Linked DNA regions of Homo sapiens: region 2 is linked to region 1. A link is a contact called in ENCODE Hi-C or POLR2A ChIA-PET data. All regions are on one chromosome and are shown on one strand. The core of a region is the stretch at or near the end of the contact, and the rest is flanking DNA. Distances in the headings are between cores, read along the strand shown.

The links. A loop is a pair of places that touch in the nucleus more often than their neighbours do. ChIA-PET counts read pairs that join two places held with the same protein, here RNA polymerase II (POLR2A). Pooled maps may share reads with other maps.
Region 2: a loop to region 1 is called in a map with no recorded cell type, with 2.1 times the contacts of the local background. The contact joins two enhancer-like sites. A Hi-C loop is called at or near these places in 2 of 37 single-sample maps with no recorded cell type and 1 of 50 pooled maps. POLR2A ChIA-PET finds 5 or more read pairs at or near these places in 2 of 52 experiments (GM10248 and activated T-cell).

Annotation. Positions count from the first base shown.
Region 1 is chr2:97,954,603-97,960,556 of GRCh38, forward strand. The region is part of intron 1 of TMEM131 (transmembrane protein 131); the gene reads right to left. Among named protein-coding and RNA genes, the nearest start is that of TMEM131, 38 kb to the right of the region's middle. RefSeq lists an enhancer at 3,233-3,312. Within about 2 kb of position 3,334, at least 3 of the 41 ENCODE cell types and tissues checked have a DNase peak (open chromatin) inside an H3K27ac peak, as active enhancers do.
Region 2 is chr2:98,457,384-98,463,323 of GRCh38, forward strand. The region is part of intron 1 of INPP4A (inositol polyphosphate-4-phosphatase type I A); the gene reads left to right. Among named protein-coding and RNA genes, the nearest start is that of INPP4A, 15 kb to the left of the region's middle. RefSeq lists enhancers at 3,338-3,397, 5,911-5,940. Within about 2 kb of position 3,653, at least 13 of the 41 ENCODE cell types and tissues checked have a DNase peak (open chromatin) inside an H3K27ac peak, as active enhancers do.

The DNA of each region.
Region 1 (5,954 bases), core at 2,084-4,583:
GAGACCAGCCTTACCAACATGGTGAAAACCCATCTCTACTAAAAATACAAAAAATTAGCTGGGCGTGGTGGCGTGCGCCTGTAGTTCCAGCTACTCAGGAGGCTGAGGTAGGAGAATTGCTTGAACCCGGGAGGCAGAGGTTGCAGTCAGCTGAGATCACGGCATTGCACTTCAGCCTGGGAGACAAGAGTGAAACTCCATCTCAAAAAAAAAAAAAAAAAAAAAAACTAAAAAAGAGAAAGATCTCCAAAAAAGAAATTCCCAGGCCAAAATGGCTTTACTGGAAAATTTTACCAAACATTTTAAAAAGAATTAGGGCCAATTTTACATAATCTAGTTTAAAAAAACAAAGAACATTTCCCAACTCATCTAATGAAGCTAGTGTATTACTCTTGACATCAAAGCTAGACAAAACCATTGCAAAATTTTTTTAAAACTATAGACCACTATTCCTTATTAAGTTAGATGCAAAAACCCTCAAACAAATACCAGCAAACTGAATCTAGTAATATAGAAAAAGGACTACACACCATAAGCAGAATTTATCCGAAATATGCAAGACTGAATCAACATTTGAAAAAAAATTAATGGAATCAAATATACTAATAAATAACAAAATCATATGATCATGTCAATTGATGCAAAAAAAATCATTTGACAAAATCCAACATCTCATCATGATACAAATTCTCACTAAAATAGGAACAAACTGGAACTTCCTTTACTTGACAAAGAGCATCTGCAAAAATCTATACCTTAATGGTGAAAGAATGGTTTTCCCCTAAGACTGGGAAAAGGTGATCCACAACTTTTTTTCAGCACAGTACTAGAAATTCTAAGATACTGCAATAAGGCAAGGAAAATAAAATGCATACAGATCAGGAAGGAAGAATAAAATTGTCCGTATTGGCAAATGATACGATCGTTTACATGGAAAATCCAAAGGAACCTGTGAAAATCATCTAAAACTTCTAGAATAAGTAAGTTCAGCAAGGAAGCAGGATATAAGATTAACACACAAAAATCAATAACATTTCTATATACTAACAATGAACATATGGAAACCAAAAAGTTAAAAACAAGACACTATATACTAACAATGAACATATGGAAACCAAAAAATAAAAAACAAAACACCATTTACAATCACTCTGGAAAGTGAAATACTTGCAATCACTCCGGAAAGTGAAAGCTATGTACAGGATCTATATACTAAAAAATTTTAAATGCTGATTAAAAAAAGAAAACCTAAATAAATGAACATATATAATAGAGTACTTAACACAGGAAAAATGTCAATTCTCCCCAAATTAATATACAGGTTTAATGCAATTCCTATCAATATCTCAGCAACATATTTCATACACACAAACTAGCTTATTCTAAAATTTGCATGCAAAGGTACACACCCTAAAATAGTCAAAACAATCTTGAGAAATAAGGAAAAAGTGACAGAAATTACTTTCCCCAATATTAAGGTAGAGTAAGAGTAAGGGTAGTATTATTCTAGTAATAGAGTACCTGAGAGAGTGTGACATTGCCAAAATGACATGCACAGACTAATGGAATAGAACAGATGACCCAGAAAGAGAGCCACACAAATATGCCCAATTGATTTTGATACAAGTATGAAAATAATCCACTGGAGGAATTTTTTCAATTTTCAATAAATGGTGCTAGAGCAACTGGACATCCACAAGCCAAAAAGTGCCAAATATTTTTGTATCTCGGAACCAACTTGCTAAATGGAAATGTGAAATAGTTACAATGGCCCATCAGATAATTTCTTGATTATACAGAGAACAATTATATTTTTACTCCATTCTTTAACTCATGTGGTATTGATCTCCTATTACTTTGATCAAAGTTTCAGGGTACAAATTAAAATTTCGATTTTTTTTCAAGGAAAGTTTATAAATAACAGGTCATACTCCAAAGTGGTAAAAGAAAAAAAAGACTTAAAGTTTGGAAAATTTTCTTGGGCATAGTAGTAACTGGGGTAAAAAGAGAAAAATTTATGTCAAAGTGAGAATGTGTTATATATATTTAAAAATATTTCTCTTTTTTCATTAAGTAGTGTAAACTAGATTTTTTTTTTACTACTAAACATGACTTTTGTAAATACATGGTCCAAAAATTTTATTCTCTATTAGTCTTTAATAGTTTATTCTCCATCTCTGACATAAATTTTAAGTTAAAAAATTATCCAACAGCGGCTGGGCACGGTGGCTCACGGCTGTAATCCCAGCAGTTTGGGAGGCCGAGGCAGGCAATCACCTGAGGTCAGGAGTTTGAGACCAGCCTGGCCAACATGGTGAAACCCCATCTGTACTAAAAATACAAAAATTAGCCGGTGTGGTGGCATGTGCCTGTAGTCCCAGCTATTCAGGAGGCAGAGGCAGGAGAATAGCTTGAACCCGGGAGGCGGAGGTTGCAGTAAGCCGAGATCGCGCCACTGCACTCCAGGCTGGGCGACAGCGTGAGACTCCGTCTCAAAAAAAAAAAAAAAAGTTATCCTACAGCAATAATTTTTAAAATGAAGTTAAATGTTTGAATAAATGTGAGACTTTGTTCACATTTATTCCAAAAGGAAAAAAATTGAAAGACACCAAATTTGGCAACTTCTAAGCACAATAATGTTTACATAAAAACAAAAAGCAAAGAAACAAAAATTTTGTTGTGCCTGGTACTTAATGATTTACATAAACTAAATTTTAGCATTACTATGAATTTTAGTTTATTATTTTTAAAATTTATTTAGTCACATGTTTTACTTTTGACTACATACATATGAAACAACATTATATATTTTATTTTTCCCCCTCTAGTAACCAGGCACAAATTTTAATGTACTTCTAGTCTGTCCTGGCTTGCTTTGAAATTCAAGGGATACTATTTTGGTGCTGACCACTGACTATAAACAGAAAGTACCAGCTAACTCATAGGATGGGGAGAGGCAAGGTTATTTCATGATCTCATTGTGGGATGAGGCAAACCTAAACTTAAAAAAAGAAACAAGTTACCTCTTCAAGACATTAGTTTAAAAAAAAAAATGTGCTCAAGTGTTAGAACTTCTATTCCAAAGGACAAAAGTTTCCTGTTTTGAAAACATGCGGGAAAGCTTATACCTGCTGGCATGGCTGCCAAGTATGTTGACAAATAATGAAAGTTTCAAAACTAGGCCTCTGAAATACAATTAGCTAATGTCATAGTAGGTGCCTTGATTATTCCAAAAAAAAAAAGATAACTTTTAACTAAAAGCTACTGCACATAACCACAGTGCTAACGGCTAAGGCTGGACCTCCTCAAGGAACTCATACACTGAGATGAGACACAGACGAATAAATCAAGTACTGGGTGCTCCAGGTGCACTGAAACCACCAAATTCAGCCACAAGGGTTTATGGAGTGGTTACGTCTGAAGGAAGAGTCAGGTGAACACGGAGGTTAAGGTAGGGCATTCCTACCAGAAAGCACAACAGTGCAAAGGAATTTGAGGTATGAAAAATCATGGTTCTTTAAGAAGATAAGTCATTTCATAGGTCTGAAATCTGGGGAGCATTGAAGAGAATTAAGAAGAGGCTGGAGAGGGGGGCAGAAGCTGAGCCACCATCCACACCAAACCCTGGAAGTTGTGTGCTATTTTTCCCATTTTCCAGTAATTTGCCCAAGGTCAAACTTCTGGCAAGTGGCAGAGATGAGAGGACAGATCAGGTCTGCATCTCTACAAAGCTCAAGCTCAGGCTGTCTCTCAACGACCTTCCAATACTTAGAATAATCTCCCAACAGGTGCAGCTTCCTGAAGACAGAGAAAGCCCATGGTGAAGTAGAACAGTAACAAACCCTGAAACCAATCATTAAAGTAGCTGTTCTCAAAGTGGAGTTCTTGGACCACTGCATTAAAATGCCTTGGTACTCAGCAAAAGGTAGATTCTGGGCCTACATTCAGACATACTGAATCGCATTCTCTGAGACTGAGCCTGGGAGTCTGCATTTTATGATACCCACAAGCTTTGAAGGCTGGTGATTTAAATGCCTGTTACGCCTAGGGCAAGTGACCAGATTTGAAGGGGCATATGAAGAAAGGAAAGGCTTAATTCAACTTCAGATAAATGGGATCTGAGTTAACAATGAGCTATGCAAGGAAAAATGCTGAAGCAGGCAGTTCCAAGACAGTACTTGAACTTGGGGAAAGGGACACCAACAGAGGGACGAAACTGAAGCTCTCAGCTTTCAAAAATCAAGGAAGAAATGGTAGAGGGCTGAGCTCTGCAACTTATTACGGGCAGAACCTCCCTCCAGCAGCAGTGGAGCACTGACAGTGGAGGTTTATGAGCAAGAGGAACAGAAGAGGGCATGTGTCATGGAAGCCAAGAAAGGGCTCAACAGTGTCAAAGACTATCCCACAGAGAAAAGAAGAGGACAGAGGGGCAGAGACTTGAAAATAAGCCACCAGAGTTGGCCAATTGGAAGCCACTGGTAAGTCTTGAGACAGGTTTCTGAGTGGCAGAGAGAAGCCAGACTCTAAAGTAGATGCCTTGGAAAGTCAAGAAAACAGGAGAAGAGAAAGGAGAAGAAAAGCTCTATCTGAAGACTGAAGTAAAGAAACGTGGGGGGAGACACAAACTGAGGTTACAAGAAGGGAGAAATAGAAGGAGCTGACGCTGGAGGGTCTGTTTCAATGAGCTAAGATACAAGGTCATCTGTGTCTCTGGGGAGGTGGGGAAGAGCTGGACAGGTTTGAAGAACCAACTGCTTCAGCCCCATGGTCAAGGCCTGGAAGAGCCACTGTGGTCCTGACTCTCAAACAGGGAAGTATTTTCTTGGCGCACCTTTTACTGTAGAAAAGGTTAACCTACAGAATAGTTAAAACAACTGTATTTATCAGATTTGTTTCAGCACATTCTCCCTTTCTCTCTCTCTCATATATATGAGAAAAAAATATATATATGTCTGCGTGTGTGTGTGTGTGTGTATCTATATATGGTCAAACCATTTGAAAGCAGGCTACAGACACCACAACACTTCCCAGTAAATACTTTCAGCACAGATCCCTTAAGAACAAAGACATTCTCCTACATAATCACAATTTTATTACCACAGCCAACCATTTTAATACTGACATATAACATTTAAAAAATACAGTCGGTATTTAAGTTTCCACCCCAAAATGTCCTTTATAACCTTTTTTTTCAGTCCAGCATCCAATCAAGGATCATGCATTACAGCATTATATTTGGTTGTCACTTTAGTCTCCTTTAAATTACAACAGTCCCCCTCAAAAGTTTTTGTCTTTCATGACATAATTTTTGGAGAATCAAGACCTAGTGTTTTACAGAATATCCCACAATCTTGATTTGCTTTATTGTTTCCTCATGATTAGATTCAGGGCAAATATTTTTGGTAAGAATAATATAGAAATGACATGCAACCCTAACAAGAGACTGATATTTCAATTTGTCACTACTGGTGATATTAAATTGGATCACTTGCTTAATGTAGTATCCACCAGATCTTTGCATCACAAAGATGTATTTTTCCCTTTGTAATAGATAATTCATAAAAAGAATTTTGAGATAGTACACATATACCCAATAATCTTTACCAATAATTTTTAGCATCCATTGACAATTCCTGCCTGAGTCAATGATTACAGTGGCAGTTGTAAAACGGTAACTTTCTAATTCAATCATTCCTTGTACATTTACTAGAAGGCATTCTTTGGTAATGTCATTTTTATTTCCATCCACCTTCTTCATGTTTAAGTATCACTATGGACTCATATTTTCTTCCAATATAACTGATTACTTTTTTTTTTGATGTTCAAAATGTTCCAAATTTGGCCAATGAGAATCCCTTCAAGCCAGTTTTTGTGTTGTTCTAACTTGTTTCCATTAGTCCTGGAGCACATGTTTGCTTTACGACACAAAATGATCCAGTATCATTTTGCAGTTT
Region 2 (5,940 bases), core at 2,403-4,902, 500 kb after region 1:
CAGCCTGTCTCAAACAAACAAACAAAAACAGGATTACATGAGCTATGACTAAATTCCAGGGCAGTAACTGCTGTGTCATTCTTTGGGAACTGGTCATCCCAGGATTTGATCAGTGTTTCATATCATAGGTTGGCTGTTTTGTAAACTATTAGGATTGTACCAGTGTTTGTCATGGGAACTAGCAGCCTGTGACGTAGACTGTGAACCTAACTTAATTGACTACTGTAATGAATACAAACAGTTGCTATTTTTACCTCAGAACGTAGATTTGTCTGCAAATTAAACATTTGAGACAATAAACAGGAGTTTGGTTTATTAAAGCTGTTTGAGCTTGCTACTTAGGCAGGCCTAGAAATAGGATTGGCTAGCTTTTTCTGATTATGTAGATGTTGACTATATTAGGGAGAAACTCTTATTTTTGTTTTATTTTATTTTAGAGACGGGGTCTCGCTCTGTTGCCCAGGCTATAGTGTAGTAGACAGCCATAGCTCGCTGCAGCCTCAAACTCTAGGGCTCAAGCAGTTCTCCCACCTCAGCCTCCCAATTAGCAAGGACTACAGGCATATGCCACTGTGCCCAGCTAATTAAACAAAAATTTTTTTTTTTTTTTTTTTTTGTTTAAATGAGGTCTTGTTATGTTGCCCAGGCTGGTCTGGAACTCCTGGCCTCAAATGATCCTCCTGCCTTAACCTCCGAAAGTGCTTGGATTGCAAGCATGAGCCATCACACCCTGCCTAACTTAACGTTTAAACAAGGCTTGAGCCTGGGCAAAATAGTGAAACTTCATCTTTACTAAAAATTAAAAAATTAGCTGGGCATGGTGGTGCACACACATCTGTAGTCCCAGCTGCTCAGGAGGCTGAGGCAGGAGGATAGCTTCAGCCCAGGAGTTCAAAGTTGCAGTGAGCTATGATTGTACCGCTGCACTCCAGTCTTGGTGACAGGGGCTTGCCTCTGCCTCAGAAAAAAAAAATCATCAAATAGCCCTTTCTCACCTTCTCTACCCTGGGAGTGGCTACGGATAGGCAGCAACTGAACACAACACGTTTCCTGGTACCCAAGATGAATCATTGCTGCCTGTGATGCCTGAGCCTAGTGATTATCTTCCAGATTGTTTTGCTAGCCAGTTCTTTCTCCATAAAAACATTCAGATTTTTTTTCCTCTTTGAGAGTGGAGTATTTTACTTGAGGGAGCTGACCACCGAACTTCATAGAAATGCCTTCCTGCCCCTTCATGGCTGTGCTGTTCTGTGTGTTTTTTGGGGCTTGCTTTCCCATTCTGCTGGTATCCTGGGTGAGACTCTGGCCCAATGAATGGGATGCTGCACATTTTTTTTCCAGGAGAAACAAAAGGTGTTGGGACCCCTAAGTATGCAGCATGTATGCAGAGAGTGAGGCATGGCCAGGGGGGATGTGGCTCTGATTTCCACATTGCATCTCCAGACCTTAAGCGGGTAGGCAGCATCGGCGGATCATGGCAGGGAGAGAAGTACAGCGGAGGCGAAGTTCTCAAAGCATGGCTGACTGTGGAAGGTGGCTCTCAGCACACTCTTTGTGGCCCGCTAACACCCGTCAGGATGGTAGCCACCACACGCCCAAAGGCACCCGAAGTGCTTGATTTTGACTGACTTTTACCACATTTGCCACCAGTGTGATTGGAGCATTCATGGAGCACAGAATATGACACCAAGTCAGGATTGCATAGTGCTCAGGCAGAGCTTTGTCCTTCGGAAATGCCGCTCACTCATGAGACAAGATGGATAGTTCAGGTCTGGACTGGCCCAGGAGTGGGAGTGACACTGAGTAGACCTCGGCCAGGGGCTTGCCCCTAAACCAGTGGTCCCTGCACCTGGGAAAATCAGCACTCTGATTGCCTCACCTGGTTTCCCGCCCACTCCTCCCTACCCTGGTTGAGTGGCCTAAGGGAGGGTAGAGTTCAGGGAGCTATTAGGAGGAAGGGGGTCGCTGCTGAGTAGCCAAAAGGAAAAACAACATGAAAGTAAGAAAGTCTACCAGGACACCCTGGAGGGCTGGCGTGCAGAGTGCTGAGGGGGACACCTGTGTCCGTGTTTGGGAGGCCCTCTTACCCTCTCCTCCTTGGTGTGCAACTGGTTAATAGTAATTCCTTGAGGGTCTGGAGAAGTTGCTCAAGTGTTAGATTCTACTTTACTGCATGCTACAGGGGCATTGTGTCCCACAATGGCATTCACAGTGTGAAGATTGCCAGAGTTCTCTATGGACACACCCTGCGAACATCATGGATCTGGGCTGTCATAAGACTTAAGCATCCTTCAGGGCAGGGACAATAGCTTGGTTTTCTTTGTAGGTCCAGAGTGCCCCACTGTGCCTGGCACAAAATAGGCATATAATCAATGTTTGTTGAGTGAACGAATGAATAAAGCTAGTCTGTCCTTGTCAAAGTAGCAAGAAAAGCCTCAGCCTCTCTTGGGAAGACAGCCTGCTTCCCTGAGGTCAAGTTGAGGTTCAGTCTAACTGAGGAGAAGGAGGGGAGACCAGAATCCACTGCACAGCTGCTGCCCCAGTAAGTTCTCAGGGAGAAACCAGAACTGTCAGTTTGCTGAGTCAAAGGCAGAAGCCTGTTCTCAGCAGTGACCTTTTTTATCCTTGGCACACAAGCCCTTTTGTCCAGGTGGCTGGAACCTAGGTCTGCTTCCACTTCTGGGTGAGAAGGTGCCACACCTTTGGGTTTGGTCATCGTGTGTGTGTGTGTGTGTGTGTGTGTGTGTGTATGTTTAAAATTAAAAGTAAAAATTTTCCCCATATACATGTACACATATATGCAAGTGTGGTATTATAGGTGCAAGGGTGCAGAGAAGCCTAGTAGGGTAGGGGCACCCAGGAAAGGTGGCCTCTTCCTCTTGTGGGTTTTGGGGAGCATCACAGGGCCTCAGGGAAGGGTGAGTTATGTGTCATGGAAGGGCAGTGGCTCAACCTGGGGGTCTTCAGAGATAAATGAGGAGGGACTGGGGCAATGCATCAGGAAGGAGGCTCAGGAGAGGCAGGGCCAGATCACCCGGGGGGCTCGAGCCCCTTCAGGCCTTTTGTAAAGTTTGGGAATTCATTCATCCCACACTGGAGGGTGTCAGACTTTTTTAAGACTCTTTCATTCTTTTTGTTTGTGTCATTACTTTAAGTGACAGAAGCAGTTCCATAGTCATTTTCATGGTTTGGGGAGACCCTTTCTTGGATCATAGTAATTCTTACAATAATGCCTGTGCTCTAACCACCAGTTTTAGGGGATTGTGGGCCGCGACTTGGCCTCCTTGTCTCCGCTCTGTGTTGGCTTTACAGTTGTGGATGCTGCGGCTCACCCAGCGCTGTGTGGCAGTGGGTCCTGCTGCAGGATGTCCACAATGCAGACCACAGGGCAGGGTGTCCCTGGCACCCATGGGGTCAGGGGTGAAGCTGTTATCTGTGAAATGACAGAAATGAAACCCAGCATTGGAGAAGAATCGTCTGCGCCCCCTCTAATCCACCTGTGAAACACTGTGCTGAAACACCATGAGGAAGAGGAAGCATTGGGGTGTAAAGAAACCCAGAAATGCTGGTTTCTAGAAATGGTATTAATTGTCTCAGGGGCTCTCCCTACAGTGTGAAATAGCTGGCTGGGCAGCTGCAGCCGGTTCCATCTTCTCCATAGCCACGCCCTTCCCGTGACCTCATGGGGTATCTGCACAGTGGGTGCAGTGCAAAAAGACACAGTCAAGCCTGTGAGCCAGTAGCTGGCGAGGGGGTGGTTTGGTAGTGAGAGATGATTACAGGGACGGGGGTTGGCTCATGGTTCTGCCACACCACCCTCCATCTCTAACTGGGACTCTGACTTGGAATATAGACTTCACTATGCCACATGATGTAGTGACATGGCAGAGGAGGCAAACAGAGTGGAAGGAGACAAGTCAGAGAAGAAGGAAGTGAAGGGCGGAGAGCAAGGGATGCTCATTGCCAAGGCCGTGGCAGTCACTGCCAGCAACAGGTGTGGGCCTAGCTTTGATTCTGTCACCTGCAGGGGTGCCTGCCCCAGAGCAGGGCTCCTTGAAATCTTCCATCCCCTTATTGGCTGTGCACTAATGTCTCTTGGAGAGACTTCTCAAAAACCTCCCTGTACTTAACTTGGTTTGACAAATTTGATAACATTTTATGTTTTAATAGGCAAACATTTTCATGGCTTAAAAATTGTAAAATATAGCAGGATATGTGGTAAAGCCTGTTTCCTACCCTATCCTCTAGCCATCCATGTCCCCTCCCTTAAGACACCAATGCCATGTGCTTGTTGGGTTTTTTTCTGAAGTTATGCTGTGTATATGCCAGCAGGCCTGCATGTGCAGACATGAGACAGTTTTCCACATCCCTGGTGCCATGCTGCGTGCTCGCTGTGTGCCTCTTCTGACGGTTTCACTGGCCCACAAGGAGTTTTGTGTTCCATTGTCCAGCTGCATGCTGGCCTGCTGCCAGGCTGTGCTGCAGATTCTTCAACCAGTGCTCTCTGGATGCCTGTTAGCTTCTTTCCAGCCTGTGCTTCACACTAATACGTTAGTTTTGTGAAGGAAGCTGCACCCCCCTTGCTCTGAGGTCTGGGCCTAGGCTCTGGCTGGATTGAGCATCATTCTAGCTGGAAAAAGAGGGTGGGGTTAGACGACGTGTTTAAGCTTCTGCCCGTTTATTTCAATTATGACCTGGCCTGTAGGGTTTTCTTTGGGAAATGGGCAGTTAATGGTTAGATACTATTTGTAAGGCACATGTCTCTAAAATATTACCTTCTAGTGGCCAGGCGTGGTGGCTCACGCCTATGATCCCAGCACTTTGGAAGGCCAAGGTGGGCGGATCATGAGGTCAGGACATCGAGACCATCCTGGCTAACACAGTGAAACCCCATCTCTACTAAAAATACAAAAAATTAGCTGGGCGTGGTGGCAGGCGCCTGTAGTCCTAGCTACTCAGGAGTCTGAGATAGGAGAATCGCTTGAACCCGGGAGGCAGAGGTTGCAGTGAGCCGAGATCGTGCCACTGCACTTTAGCCTGGGCAACAGATGGAGACTCTGTCTCAAAAATAAATAAATAAATAGATAAAAATAAAATAAAATATTACCTTCTAGTTACACACAGACCTTTTATTTTTTTAATTATTATTGTTTTTTTTTTGAGACAGGGTGTCACTCTGTCAACCAGACTGGAGTGTAGTGGCAGGATCATGGCTCACTGCAGCCTCTGCCTTCCAGGCTCAAGTGATCTTCCCACTTTAGCCTCCTGAGTAGCTGGGACTACAGGTGTATGCCACCATGCCTGGCTAATTTTTAATTTTTTTTTGTGGGTTTGGCTATGTTGCCTAGGCTGGTATTGAACTCCTGGGCTCAAGCAATCCACCTGCCTCAGCTTTTCAAAGTGCTGGGATTACTGGTGTGATCCACCATGTCCAGCCAACACACAGACATTTTATTTTTTATTTATTTTTAATTTTTAATTTTTTAAAATTTTTATTCAAGACAGAATCGTGCTCTGTTGCAATCTTGGCTCACTGCAACCTCCACCTCCCGGGTTCAAGCCATTCTCCTGCCTCAGCCTCCCAAGTGGCTGGGATTACAGGTGTGTGCCATCACATCCGGCTAATTTTTGTATTTTTAGTAGAAACGGGGTTTCACCATGTCGGCCAGGCTGGTCTTGAACTCCTGACCTCAGATGATCTGCCCGCCTCGGCCTCCGAAAGTGCTGGGATTACAGACGTGAGCCACCGCGCCCAGCCCACAGACATTTTAAACTAACCTGTAGCATCCTGAGTGAGGCTTGTCAAAGCTGCTTTTGACCCCAGTTTCAGGTACATTGGCTCTGTTGGGCTTTCCTCTGCCTGGCCTATCAAGCGGCCAACTCAAGCTGCAGGTGCAAGGGCAGATGGTTCTGCAGGGACCTTAATGACAGCCAGGCCCA